Regions from separate parts of the Homo sapiens genome. Here region 1 is linked to region 2. Evidence: chromatin contacts called from ENCODE Hi-C or POLR2A ChIA-PET data. All regions are on one chromosome and are shown on one strand. The core of a region is the stretch at or near the end of the contact, and the rest is flanking DNA. Distances in the headings are between cores, read along the strand shown.

Region 1 (6,582 bases), core at 2,214-4,713, 2.3 Mb after region 2:
CCATGTTGGCCAGGTTGGTCTCGAACTCCTGACCTCAGGTGATCCTCCTGCCTCGGCCTCCCAAAGTGCTGGGATTACAGGTGTGAGCCATCGCGCCCGGGCTCTAGTCTGTCTATGAGCAGAGCTAGGCCCCAAGTACCGAGATACTTGAGTCCTGGCACAGACAAGAAATTTAACTCTAGTGCTATTCAAATGACCCTTGACGCTTTGCCAATTACCAATGTTTGGGAATCCGACCATCCAGCCTTGCTCCAATCCACAAGTCCATTAGGTAAGAGGCCTGGCAATCCTAAAACCCCAACCTACACAGGAGCACCAAGAAAGCCCTGAGTCCTGGCCTGAAAAGAGGCCGGCTCCTGTTCTTGACTTCGTTGGCTCATGATTCTTTGCGTGAACAGGCCTTGCCTATAATGCTTCCTCACAGCCCACCCTGTGCTAATCCTTAGGAGAGAAAAGAGGTTCTAGCAGTATCATTCCGCTTCTCCTCAGCCTCCCTGCCCTGGCCTGTGCTGCCCTGGGGAAGCAAGAGCTGCACTGATCTCATCCCCATTTCTTTGGTCCATTTCCAGGGTCTCGGCCTATAGTAGCCCCTCCCCACTACTTTGTCCTTGGCCAAAGAGGGCACCGTGCACTAGGGGACGCTCCTGAGCGATCCCCAATAGCAGCTGAAGGCTGCTTCCCGGGGCGAGAGATCCTTCTCAATAATCAGCTTTGTAGTCAGAGGCAGCAGCTGCCCCAGCCCGCCCAGGCCTCCCTGGGAAGGGAGAGGACTGGATTAGAAAGGAGGCAGTTAATGGAAAATGAAGAGGGAGGGGAGAGGTGAGTTACACGCTGCTCCCCAGGGCAGTGACTTCCGAGCTAACAGCAGGTGGAGTTGCCCTCCTCCCTCGCTGTTGGTGGGGTTCGCTTAGGGACGGAGGGAGAAGGAGGCTGGCAGAGGGCATAGCCCCACTTCCCAACCCTGATTTGAGTTATCTTCCCCAGGGGGCCTTTCTCCCTATCTGTCCTCCAAGCCCCAGCAGTGTGATCATCAGAAGAAAGCACTGGAAGCTCTTGGAAACGCTGGAGTCCACTTCAGGACAATTTGTTTTCCTTTCTTTTTTTTCTTGTCACTGACTCGAAGCTCATCAAGACAATTTCTAAGCAGCTTCTTAGGTTAATGCCACCACTGGGAGTGGGTGGGATGACACAATATCTGTGTCCCCACAGCACCTGGCTTAATGTTTGCAGGCAGGAGTTTTGGGGGAGCTTTGGCCAGCTCAGGAAGGCCTGGGGACTTGAACCCAAAGGGGAAGGGCACTGACTTCAATTGAATTCTCCTGTGGGGTGGGTTCTCTCTGGAGGGTGCCTTAGCGGGAGGACAGACACAAGCCTCAAGTCATCCTCACTGGCACCTATGTCATGGGGGCTGCCTGGCACGCGAACCCCCATACTGCCTTGTCCTTCAGAGCACCCATTCAGCTTCAGAGGACGTGCATTCACCCAGACAGTGGCAAATTATGCGAGTGGCCCTATTTAAACACCACTGAACCTATTCCTGTAGGTACCATGTGCTGAGAGCCGAAAGCCTTGTAGAAAGTTCTTTAAGCGCTGTGCCCCACAGGATTGAGCTAAGACAGGGCGCCGCTAAAGGACATTTTGCACTTCAGTCCAGAGCCTGGTGTGGGTGATAAAGGGCCAGCCCTGTAAGGCCAGGACTGACTGAGTGTGCATGACGGCTCCAGAACTGTCTAAAGGCCTCTCCTGCTCCCGCGAGACCTCGATGGAGGCAGGAATCCCAAATATGGGAGCAAACACAACAGATCAGCACATGTCCAAACCGCGCCCCCTCCACCATCACCGCGTGAGGTCTGGAAGCCCACCCCAAGCAAGAACGGCAGGGCCTGCCCCTGCTCCACCCCATTAAATGTGGCTGGTTAGAATCCTCTCTAATGACACAATTAGTCACCCACTTGTCAAGCAAAGCGCCTGCTCAGAGGGGGTCTGGCGCACTTACTCAGCAAAGAGAAATGCCTCTGAGCACAGCCTGGCTGCCTCCTCCTCCCCCGAAGGGCTTCTCTCCAGGGTAAACCATTGTGTCCAGCACAGGACAGAGTGGGCACGCAGACACGCAGGCACGCTGACAATGCGCATCCCGGCTCTCCTCCCTTCCAAGAAAAGGAGCTCAGGGGTAAGAACAAGGGATTACAATCCGACTCGGAGACCCTGGCGGTGGCCTGGACCGGCCAAGCGTGGTGAACTCCAGGGAACATGGGCACACAGTGTAGGGGCTGGGATGAGTGGATGAGGGAAATCCGACTCCTCTCAGATATCCACAGGCAGGACAAGGTGGCCAAGGCCGAGCTGATGGACAGCATGGCGGGAGGCCTGGGGCAGAGGCAGGGAGGGCCGCTTTGGGGTGCTCACTGGTGCTCCAGGAGGGCTTTATCCTGCATCTTCACTCCATCCAGGCCCAGCTTACCTACAACCCGGGGGAGTGGGGGTAGGAGGGTGTTAGATGTGTAGCTTGAAAACGACAATAAAAAGGACTGCTGGGATCGGGTGCCTTTTCTTTCAGTCCCAGCCCACGGGCTTCACAAAACGCCACAGCACTGACTCTGAAATCTGGACTTCAAATTGGCTGAAAAAGAAAAGCCAGCTTTCCTCCCTCGCCCCCCGAAAGTCCTACTTTTTAAACATCAAGATAACTCTCATGGCAGGCCTGGAAATAAGCCACAGGCACGTGGATTTGGGAACCGGTGGGCGGGAGGGGTCAGAAGTGGGTGAGGAGCAAAATTCCAAGCCCTGGTCCCGAGGCCTGGGAGCCAGCAGCTGCGGAGCACGCCCTGGGCTGGGAGAGGCCGAGGGGAGGGGAGAGCAAAACACCTCCAAACAAACTCCTTCGGGCTCGCCCCTCGCCACACTTTCTGGGGGAGGGCGGCGAGTTTGCGGGGCTGCGGCTTAGCATGGCGGGACCTGCATTTCCTGCGGGCCGCGGGTTCTGCGCTTCCTGGGGGCAGCCTGGGCTGGAGGCCGCGGCCCCGCTCCCTGGCTCGGCGGGGAACGGCAGCGGCAGCCGGAGCCCCGGGGGTGGGGAGGGGGCCGCGAGGGCCCCGGTGCGTACCTGCCTCGCCTCCACCGCCTGCTCCTCCGCCTCCGCTGGCGCCGCCGCGGGATCCCCTGGCCCTTCGGGCTCCCCCGGTCCCGCAGGCTCCCCGAGCTCCCCCAGCCCCGCGGGCTCTCCAGGCTCCTCCGGCCCCGCGGGCGAGGCCGCCGGCTCGGGGGCGCAGGGGCGGGACGGCGCCGGGGCCCCGGTGGCCTCGGCCGGGGGCGCGGGTTCCGGGGGCGCGCGGGCAGGCTCCGGGCTCGCGGCCGCCCCACGCCGCACCAGTAGCCAGGCGAGCAGAAGGGCCAGCGCGGTGGCCAGCGCAGGCAGCGCGGCCAGTAGCTCGGCCGGCGCCTCCATCGCGCCGCGGCCGCCGAGTGCGGGCCAGCTGGGACCCCGAGGGAGCCCGCCGCGCCCCGTCGCCGCGCCCGGTCGCCGCGCCCCGCCTCGGGGCGGAGCCCCCATCGCCGCGCCCCGCCCCCGCCCCCTCCGGCCCCGGGAGGGTGACGCACAGGCTGCGGGCGGGGGTGTTGAGGGGGCAGAGCCCTGACCACCTGGGAGGCACAGGAGGGCCAACCCCTGCCCGGCCTGGGCAGCCTTGACGCTTTGGGGCACAATTTAGCTCAGGTTCAATTTGAAATACTGTATGAGGTGCCCTTAGGTTGTCATCTTTGGCCTTAGTACGGCGGTTCGTCTTAGAGCATTTTGGAAATGTGGGAATGCAGAGAGACAAGCAAACCCGGGAAGCTTCATGGAAACGGCAGCCTGGATTGGCTTGTAAAGCAATCATAATGCCGGATTACGTTCAGCCACTGCCGTTTTTATAGGCATGTCAGGAGTTGCTTTTAATCCTCAGGGTTGCCTTAATGCACTTTCACAGAGGACATCTCCAGATCCCGGCCAGTGAATGCTCCCTTCGGAGCTGAGGCCAGCAGCCTTCAACACAGGCCTCCCTGTTAACAGTAACATGGCTCCCCCGCCCCTAGACCTGAAATTCAGCTGCAGGTCCTTGGTCAACGCTATTCCTCTTACCAGACTTTCTTCTTTGCACAATTCCAGAATGCATGCAGGGTGGGAGGGTACAATGAAGGAAATGAAGGCTATTGTTTTTGTTTCTCCAGATCCTCCCAGGCCTCTGTTGCTGAACAGTGGATTTTGAGATAAACACGTTGTAACCAAAAACATACTTTCCTACCACTCCCCACCCACTCTTTAGTTATTTTAAATAAACACAGGACGGGCATGTCAGGTATCACGCCAAACATAAGGCCTAATGTTAAAAAAAACACGGTTCCAGTTTTTGCTGAGGATGCCTTTAATACTTTTTTGGGAATATTACAGTGCCTGAGCTGATCTGTGATATAAACCAGATATTAGATGGAGTGCTTCTTTTTAAATGAAGATACACAAACGAGACCCCTCAGCAACAGGGAGAGCTGAATTCTGCTGCACTGCACGATATTAAGCGGGCCATGCACTTCCTTTTAGTGGTGGTTGATGAAAAGAGCCTATAAACTATAAAATGTGAAATAGGCTTTATCTACGGGCGACTAGCTTTTAACCACTGTGGAAGTTTCAGCCAGTGTATGGGCCTATTTTTTTTCTTTTGAGATGGAGTCTTATTCTGTTGCCCAGGCTGGAGTGCAGTGGCGCAATCGCGGCTCACTGCAACCTCCACCTCCCGGGTTCAAGCGAAACTCCCACCTCAGCCTCCTGAGTAGCTGGGATTACAGGCGCCCACCACCATGCCCGGCTAATTTTTTTCTGTTTTTAGTAGACAGGGTTTCACCGTGTTGGCCAGACTGGTCTTGAACTCCTGACCTCAGGCAATCTGCCTGCCTCAGCCTCCCAAAGTGTTGGGATTACAGGCGTGAGCCTCCGCGCCCAGCCAATTTTTTTTTTTTTTTTTTAAAGAGACAGGGTCTTTCTTTCTTTTTTTTTTTTTAAAGAGACAGGGTCTCACTATGTTGCCCAGGCTGGAGTGCAGTGGCTATTCACAGGCATGATCATAGCTTTCTGCAGCCTCGACATCCTGGGCTCAAGTGATCCTCCTGCCTTAGCCTCTTGGGCAGCTGGGATTACAGGTGTGCATCAATGCTCCTGGCCCAGGGCCTTAATTTTGTGCTCCATCCCATTGTTTTAAAGTGTAAATACATTTTTTTAAAGTCCTGTTCTGCTGACAAAGTACATTGTTGACTTTCAAATGAGTAAGAAAGAAAATAAGGACAAAACAATGCCAAAAACACAACTCCAAATCATGTTGCTTTATTTAAAATGATGAACAAGTTTCACCCAAGTGAAAGTTTAAAATACCAACCCAATAGCAGATCCACAGGCTTTCATGGCAGACCCCATGGCTAGACGGACGCAGAACTAGGAGACTGCTCAGTGTTCTGACAACTCCAGGAGGCACGAGTGTGCAGAAGACAGTCCCAGTTCTTCTGTAGCATCCAGTCACTTTGGAGACAGCTGGCCAGGGCTAGCTCTCCTCCCAGGAGGTTCACTGGGGCTTAGATGACATTTCTTTTTTTTTAAAGACAGAGTCTCGGTCTGTCACCCAGGCTGGAGTGGCTTGATCTCAGCTCACTGCAACCTCTGCCTCCTGGGTTCAAGTGATTCTCCTGCCTGAGTTGACCAAGTAGCTGGGACTACAGGCATGTGCCACCACACCTGGCTAATTTTTGTATTTTTAGTAGAGACGGGGTTTCACCGTGTTGGCCAGGCTGGTCTTGAACTCCTGACCTCAAGTGATCCACCTGCCATGGCCTCCCAAAGTGCTGGGATTACAGGGGTGAGCTACGGCGCCTGGCCGAAATTTCTGAACAATGAGACAAAGTTGAGAGCCACCGCCTGGGGGTGCAAGCTCACCTAGTTTTGCTGCATAGGATGTCACATCTTGACACAAGCTAGTGGGAGGGGAGTGTGGAAGAAGCCGCCAGACTCCACTTCAAATCTACCAGCAATACCAGTACACACATCAAAAACAACTTACTCGTGGAAATACTACAGACAATCTAAAGAACCTACAGCTGGGGCATCCTTATACGCCTTCCTCCTACACAGCATTTTTTACATTTACTGCAAAAATTTTGTTCCATCCTATACTCGTCTAAAGTCCTAAATCCAAGGCTCAGTCTCTAGTAAGCTTATAAAGCATTTGCACCAGCAACCTTCCCACAGATCCTTAGTTTTGCTACTTTATGAAGAAGCTGTTACTACCTTAAGTATACATTGGTGTTAATTATGCTCTTTCATGTAGATCCGTTACACCTGCATTTAAGAAGGTCTGCACTTTCTTCTACCTGCCCTCACCAGCGGCCCTGTGAACAGCCGCAACAGCCGCACATTCACTGTCCATTAAGCTTGTGGAGCTTGTCAGGGACCTGGGCTTGTCACCGTTATCTCCAGCACCTCAAGAGCAGTGCCTGGCCCTCAAACACCTATTGAACGCTTGAATTATTAAGACACGGACAGCTGCAAGAATACAGCAAAATGTG
Region 2 (6,540 bases), core at 4,032-6,531:
AAAGGGTGGCAGCCTCACAGAAGAGAGTTAGATAATGCCATTCCCCTGCCAGCCACTAGTGGTCACTGTCAGACCAGGAAAGCTTGGTTGCTGTTTTCCCAGAGAGTTCCTGATGAAGCTGGGTTACAACTAGTTATTTGAACACGTGGGGTGACTTAAATGTGGACTACCTGCATTCATAGAATTTTGAAACGTATAACCTGTTTCTTTAAGCATTTAAATTTTCTTTTTCTTTTCTTTTCTTTTCTTTCTTTTTTTTGGAAACAGTCTCGCTCTGTTGCCCAGGCTGCAGTGCAGTGGTGCAATCGCAGCTCACTGCAGCCTCGATCCCCTGGGCTCAGATGATCCTCTAACCTCAGCCTCCCAAGTAGCTCAGACTACAGGTGCATGCCACCACACTCTCTGCTAATTCATATATATATATATATATATATATATATATATATATATATATATATTTGTTGTTGTTGTTGTTGTTTGTTTTCATACAGAGTCTCACTCTATTGATCAGGTTGGAGTGCAGTGGCGCAGTCTTGGCTCACTGCAACTTCCACCTCCCGGGCTCAAGCAATTCTCCTGCCTCAGCCTCCTGAATAGCTGGTATTATAGGCGTGCACCTCCACGCCCGGCTAATTTTTGTATTTTTAGTAGAGACGGGGTTTCACCATTTTGGCCGGGCTGGTCTCGAACTCCTGACCTCAAGTGATCCACCAGTCTTGGCCTCCCAAAGTGCTGGGATTACAGGCGTGAGCCACTGCACCCAGCTGCTAATTTTTGTGTTTTTTATAGAGACGGGGTTTCACCATGTTGCCCAGGCTGGTCTCAAACTCCTGGACTCTAGCAATCTGTTCACCTTGACCTCCCAAAGTGCTGGGATTATAGGCATGAACCACCGTGCCCAGCAGCATTTAAATTTTCAGTGTTAGGTTTCCTCCAAGTACATTTAAAACTTTTGATTGGAAAAAAACTCATTGATTTGGTCTTTAATATTTCTTAACCTGTTAAATCCATTACCTCCACTTCACGTGGGAAAATCCAATTGGTATTGGGAGCAGGAGTTTGGTTTTCTTCTCTGGCACAGATCTGTGGCATTTGGTAGAGCGGCAGTCAGTAGATGGAGTGAAAATTACCTTGCTGGTGTTAATAAAAGCTAATTTTCTTGCCTTCTAGCTACAACGTCTTAAAGTCTTCTATTAAAGATTAATTCCTTTGGGTTTTGCATTGCCCTTGCCTGGTTCTTACTTTTAAAATGTTAATGCTCCGAAGGAAAATTTTTGCATTAAGTCATTAACTCCTTAGCTGGGGACTTCGTTTATTTCACCCTTGACTTCCGCTTCCGAGCTAGGCAAAAAATGGAGGATTCTGAACTGGAGACTTGGCACTAAAAGTGGGAAAATGACTGTCTCTTCATTTTTCCTGGCTGTTGGTTATGCCTGCTGCAGCTGCTTGTTAAGTCTATTGAATGAATGAATGAACACATAGCTGACTGGCTGTGGATTTAGGCCTCACAGGAATGGAGTTTAGGGGCATAGCAGCTGACCTCCTGAAGCCTGAAAGTCCCAGGGCAGAGAGGAGGTACTGGGTGGGTGGTATGCTTGGTCTTGACTTGTTCACAAGCCCCTTCATCCTCCACCGTGGCCGCCAGAGCTCAGGGAATATCTGAACCCAGGTTATGTTTGGTGGAAGGGAGGGAACTGAAAATTCAATGACAGGTTTTTCTTTTGCCATGGCTAGGAATAGGGCTGACAAATGGGCTTCATCTCATTTGCCTCTGTGGCCAGTTGAAATGCCTCTCAGGGGTTCTATGTTAAGAAGGATTCTGAGGTCCAGAGAGCCTCACGGTCAGCAGCTAGCACTATCTGCCTGGGTTTAGGTTGGGGGAAGCAGCACCATGTATATTGGAGTCTGATCTTGGAGGACTAATTTTGTCCCTTTTCCTTCTGTCTCTAGGGACCCAACCAGAGCCTGGCCTGGGAGCCAGGATGGCCATCCACAAAGCCTTGGTGATGTGCCTGGGACTGCCTCTCTTCCTGTTCCCAGGGGCCTGGGCCCAGGGCCATGTCCCACCCGGCTGCAGCCAAGGCCTCAACCCCCTGTACTACAACCTGTGTGACCGCTCTGGGGCGTGGGGCATCGTCCTGGAGGCCGTGGCTGGGGCGGGCATTGTCACCACGTTTGTGCTCACCATCATCCTGGTGGCCAGCCTCCCCTTTGTGCAGGACACCAAGAAACGGAGCCTGCTGGGGACCCAGGTATTCTTCCTTCTGGGGACCCTGGGCCTCTTCTGCCTCGTGTTTGCCTGTGTGGTGAAGCCCGACTTCTCCACCTGTGCCTCTCGGCGCTTCCTCTTTGGGGTTCTGTTCGCCATCTGCTTCTCTTGTCTGGCGGCTCACGTCTTTGCCCTCAACTTCCTGGCCCGGAAGAACCACGGGCCCCGGGGCTGGGTGATCTTCACTGTGGCTCTGCTGCTGACCCTGGTAGAGGTCATCATCAATACAGAGTGGCTGATCATCACCCTGGTTCGGGGCAGTGGCGAGGGCGGCCCTCAGGGCAACAGCAGCGCAGGCTGGGCCGTGGCCTCCCCCTGTGCCATCGCCAACATGGACTTTGTCATGGCACTCATCTACGTCATGCTGCTGCTGCTGGGTGCCTTCCTGGGGGCCTGGCCCGCCCTGTGTGGCCGCTACAAGCGCTGGCGTAAGCATGGGGTCTTTGTGCTCCTCACCACAGCCACCTCCGTTGCCATATGGGTGGTGTGGATCGTCATGTATACTTACGGCAACAAGCAGCACAACAGTCCCACCTGGGATGACCCCACGCTGGCCATCGCCCTCGCCGCCAATGCCTGGGCCTTCGTCCTCTTCTACGTCATCCCCGAGGTCTCCCAGGTGACCAAGTCCAGCCCAGAGCAAAGCTACCAGGGGGACATGTACCCCACCCGGGGCGTGGGCTATGAGACCATCCTGAAAGAGCAGAAGGGTCAGAGCATGTTCGTGGAGAACAAGGCCTTTTCCATGGATGAGCCGGTTGCAGGTGGGTCTCTGTGGATGCCCCCAGTGGCCCCTTTCTCCATCCCATGTCTTTTACTGCAGGACAGGGAGCCAGTCTCTTGAGCAAAATGGAAAGTTTTTGAGGTTTTCTGTAGTTTTCTGCCTAAGTGTCTCTAAATTCCATTTAATTTAAAGATTTTTTTTTTTCAGTTGGGCATGGTAGATCATGCCTGTAATCCTAGCACTTTGGGAGGCCAAGGCGGGTGGATCACTTGAGACGAGGAGTTCGAGACCAGCCTGATCCACATGGTGAAACCCCGTCTCTACTAGAAATCCAAAAAAATTAGCTGGGTGTGCTGGCTCATGCCTGTGATCTCAGCTACTCGGGAGGCTGAGGCGGGAGAATCACTTGAACCTGGGAGGCGGAGGTTGCAGTGAGCCAAAATCGAGCCACTACACTCCAGCCTGGGTGACAGAGCAAGACTCCATCTCAAAATAAATAAATAAATAAGATTTTTTTTCTATATTCATATAATTCATGCATACATTCTCACTGTAAAATTTCAAACATTACAGATAAAATGAAATTTTCCCCAGCTGCCTCCCCAGTCCTACCCGTCCCATCCTGTTCCATCCCCAGAAGTGACCACTATTGACTGATATAATATCTATGTGCCTTTGTTTCTCCATTTGTAAAATGGGGATAATGTCAGTACCTATTTCATAGGGTTCTTGTGAGGATTGAATTAATTAGTGCCGGCTGGGCGCCATGGCTCACACCTGTAATCCCAGCACTTTGGGAGGCTGAGGTGAGTGGAGCTTGAGCCTAGGAGTTTGAGACCGGCCTGGACAACATAGTGAGGCCCCGTCTCTACAAATAATTTCAAAAATTAGCCAGGTGTGGTAGTGCATGCCTATGGTCCCAGCTCCTCAGGAGGCTGAGGCAGGAGGATTGCCTGAGCCCAGGAGGTTGAGGCTTCAGTGAGCCGTGATTGCACCACCACATTCCAGCCTGGATGATCTCAAAAAAAAAAAAAATTACTTAGTGCCCGGCCCATGAAAAGCACTCTTGAAGAATTAGCTATTTGCTGTGTGTGCGTGTCTATTATTTTACATATTTTACTAATACTATCCTTCCAGAACTTGTTTTTCTATTATGTATGTATCCATAATCACCTTAGTTTTCTTTAAAAGGAAGTATTTTTCAGGTAATTTTTTTCTCTTTTTTTATTTTTTGAGACGGAGTCTCGCTCTGTCACCCAGGCTGGAGTACAGTGGTGTGATCTTGGCTCACTGCAACCTCCGCCTCCCGGGCTCAAGAGATTCTCCTGCCTCAGCCTCCCAAGTAGCTGGGATTACAGGCACGTGCCACCACACCTGGCTAATTTTTGTATTTTTAATAGAGACGGGATTTCACTATGTTGGCCAGGCTGGTCTCGAACTGCTAACCTCAAGTGATCCGCCTGCCTCGGCATCCCAAAGTGCTGGGATTACAGGTGTGAGCCACTGCACCTGGCCTTTTTCTCTTTTTAATAAAAGTATTTGGGGTGCCGTGTAGTGGTCTCAGCAGCGCCCTTGTTAGCTGTACAGCCCACTAGCATTTCCTCAGCACCTGCTCTGTGCCAGCCCCTGTGCTAATCCCCTTACCGATGTGGCCCATTGCACGCATCCCACCTGCTCTTCCTCAGCCTGCTGGCTGCAGCCCCTCATCTGACATGACCTGGAAATTTGGGGGTGCCATCTCAAAGTCCTGACCCTGCCCCCAGACTGTGCTGATCTGGAGGCCTGGGGGCTTCAGACTTTCTTAACTGCCCGGTTAACAAGCACCGGCTCTGGGGTCTCTGCTGGGAGGTCAGAGTCAGGCAGTGGAAGTTCCAGAATCAGAGACATTCCTTTCTCTTCTACACACTGTGAAATCCTCATAATCCCTGCTTTGGAGAAAGAGATGACCCTTGTCCTGCCGGGCACTTGATCTTTGATCTGCCCACCTGGGCTGAGGTGCTGGCCTCACCCCTGGGTGGCCCCTGTCACACGCACGGTGTGCATGGCGGGGGTGGAATTGGCAAAACCCACCAGAGAGGTGGGGCTTACAGACAAGTGCTGGGAGGAGCCTCAGGCCCCGCCCCCACACTGAATGCCGGTCGGGGCCAAATGGTTCTCAACCTTGGGGCTGAGTTTTTACTTCCTTTTTTTTTTTCTAAATGGAAAAATCAATAGAGTGAGCCCAGCCCCAGCACTTAGGAAACTCTATATAGGTTGCGGTCCCTCAGAACTGCAGGGCCGTCAGCCTTGCCGGAGCCAGACGTCCGCTGTGCCGTCCTCACAGCAAGGCCTGCTCCGAGGCCCCGGGGTGCGTCAGCAGCCCTCCTCAAACACCCTGGGAGTGCCCAGCAGGGCGGAACACACCGGGAAACCAACACCCCAAAGGCACAAGGAAGTATCCCTGGAGCTAAAAATAGTTCTGGAAACTTGCCAGGGGGCCACAGGCTGGGACGTGCGTTAAGGCTCCCTGGCCAGGCTCTGGGTTGGTGTAGTGGGGAAGGGGCGCCCAGGTCGGCCCTGGGAGGACATGAACAGGCTTAGGCCGAGGGCTCTCAGATGTATTTACCTCTGTGCCTGGCAGCTGGCCCGTGGTGACAGGCAGAGCTGGAGGCTGGCCATCTTGGAAGGCGGCCGAAGGCCCATGTGTCCTCTTGGCCTCTGGCCCCGGAGGGCGGATGGGGATGTGGAAGTTGCTGACAGAGCATTTTCTGAGCTGTTGGGTCAGGGGCTGGGGTGTCTACAGTGCAGGGAAGCTCAGCAGTGTTGTTCACTCCCATGCATCTGTACAAAGGGGTGCTAGGCTTGGGAGGGGGCCCCCGTGTTCACAACCTCACCCCCAAGTTGGCCACTCCTGGGTTAGAGACTATGCCAGGGTTGGCCTGCCCCCTTTACCTCTTCCCTGCCCCCAGAGAGCCTTGCTTGGTTTGTGGGAGGTGGGGAAGGGAGCTGAGAGCCCTGGGATCTTCAAACTGTTCCTGCTTTTCCTTGTAGCTAAGAGGCCGGTGTCACCATACAGCGGGTACAATGGGCAGCTGCTGACCAGTGTGTACCAGCCCACTGAGATGGCCCTGATGCACAAAGTTCCGGTAAGTGGGTTCCCCAGGTCCCCGTGACACGTCTGGGCTACAGAGACCAGCCTCAGCAGGCCAGTGGGAGAAGGCCATGTGGCCAGAGCTGGGTTGGGTGGAGGTGGTAAGGGGAAGGCAAGCTTCTCCATCTGGTGCTTTTACCTGGGGAATCCAGAGCCCCAGTTCTTAAATTCCTTGTCCTGGAGTCAGTGTACCCACCACCTTCAGCTGCACTGCAGTGGGACCCGCCCTGTGTCACTGGGGCATTGCACACAGGTTGTGTCGGGATGCTATAGGGAATGCTGGGTGAGCTCTCCCTGGTGGGAGCTGCCAGCTTTACCCTGGAGGGCTTGGGGAGGGACAAAGGAGGGTCTCAGCCAGGTGCTCCCAAAATAGACAGGGGTCCAAATGTCACAGGTCTGGATAGGTGTTTACTTCTC

What was found. A loop is a pair of places that touch in the nucleus more often than their neighbours do. ChIA-PET counts read pairs that join two places held with the same protein, here RNA polymerase II (POLR2A). Pooled maps may share reads with other maps.
Region 1: a map of gastrocnemius medialis shows a loop between it and region 2 (8-fold over the local background). The contact joins the promoter of MXRA7 here to the enhancer-like site in region 2. A Hi-C loop is called at or near these places in 1 of 168 maps with a recorded cell type or tissue (gastrocnemius medialis) and 1 of 50 pooled maps. POLR2A ChIA-PET finds 5 or more read pairs at or near these places in 1 of 52 experiments (K562).

What each region holds. Positions count from the first base shown.
Region 1 is chr17:76,707,502-76,714,083 of GRCh38, forward strand. MXRA7 (matrix remodeling associated 7) reads right to left here and starts at 3,464. Exons shown (of 4, transcript NM_198530.4): 1 at 3,104-3,464. The coding sequence starts at 3,445. It also overlaps a transcript of JMJD6 not described here. RefSeq lists a silencer at 3,486-3,695.
Region 2 is chr17:74,437,795-74,444,334 of GRCh38, forward strand. GPRC5C (G protein-coupled receptor class C group 5 member C) reads left to right here. Exons shown (of 4, transcript NM_022036.4): 2 at 1,951-3,033; 3 at 6,024-6,118. The coding sequence starts at 1,983. Among named protein-coding and RNA genes, the nearest start is that of GPRC5C, 9.0 kb to the left of the region's middle. RefSeq lists enhancers at 5,265-5,384, 6,427-6,540. Within about 2 kb of position 5,282, at least 30 of the 41 ENCODE cell types and tissues checked have a DNase peak (open chromatin) inside an H3K27ac peak, as active enhancers do; they include gastrocnemius medialis, where a contact is called at or near this core.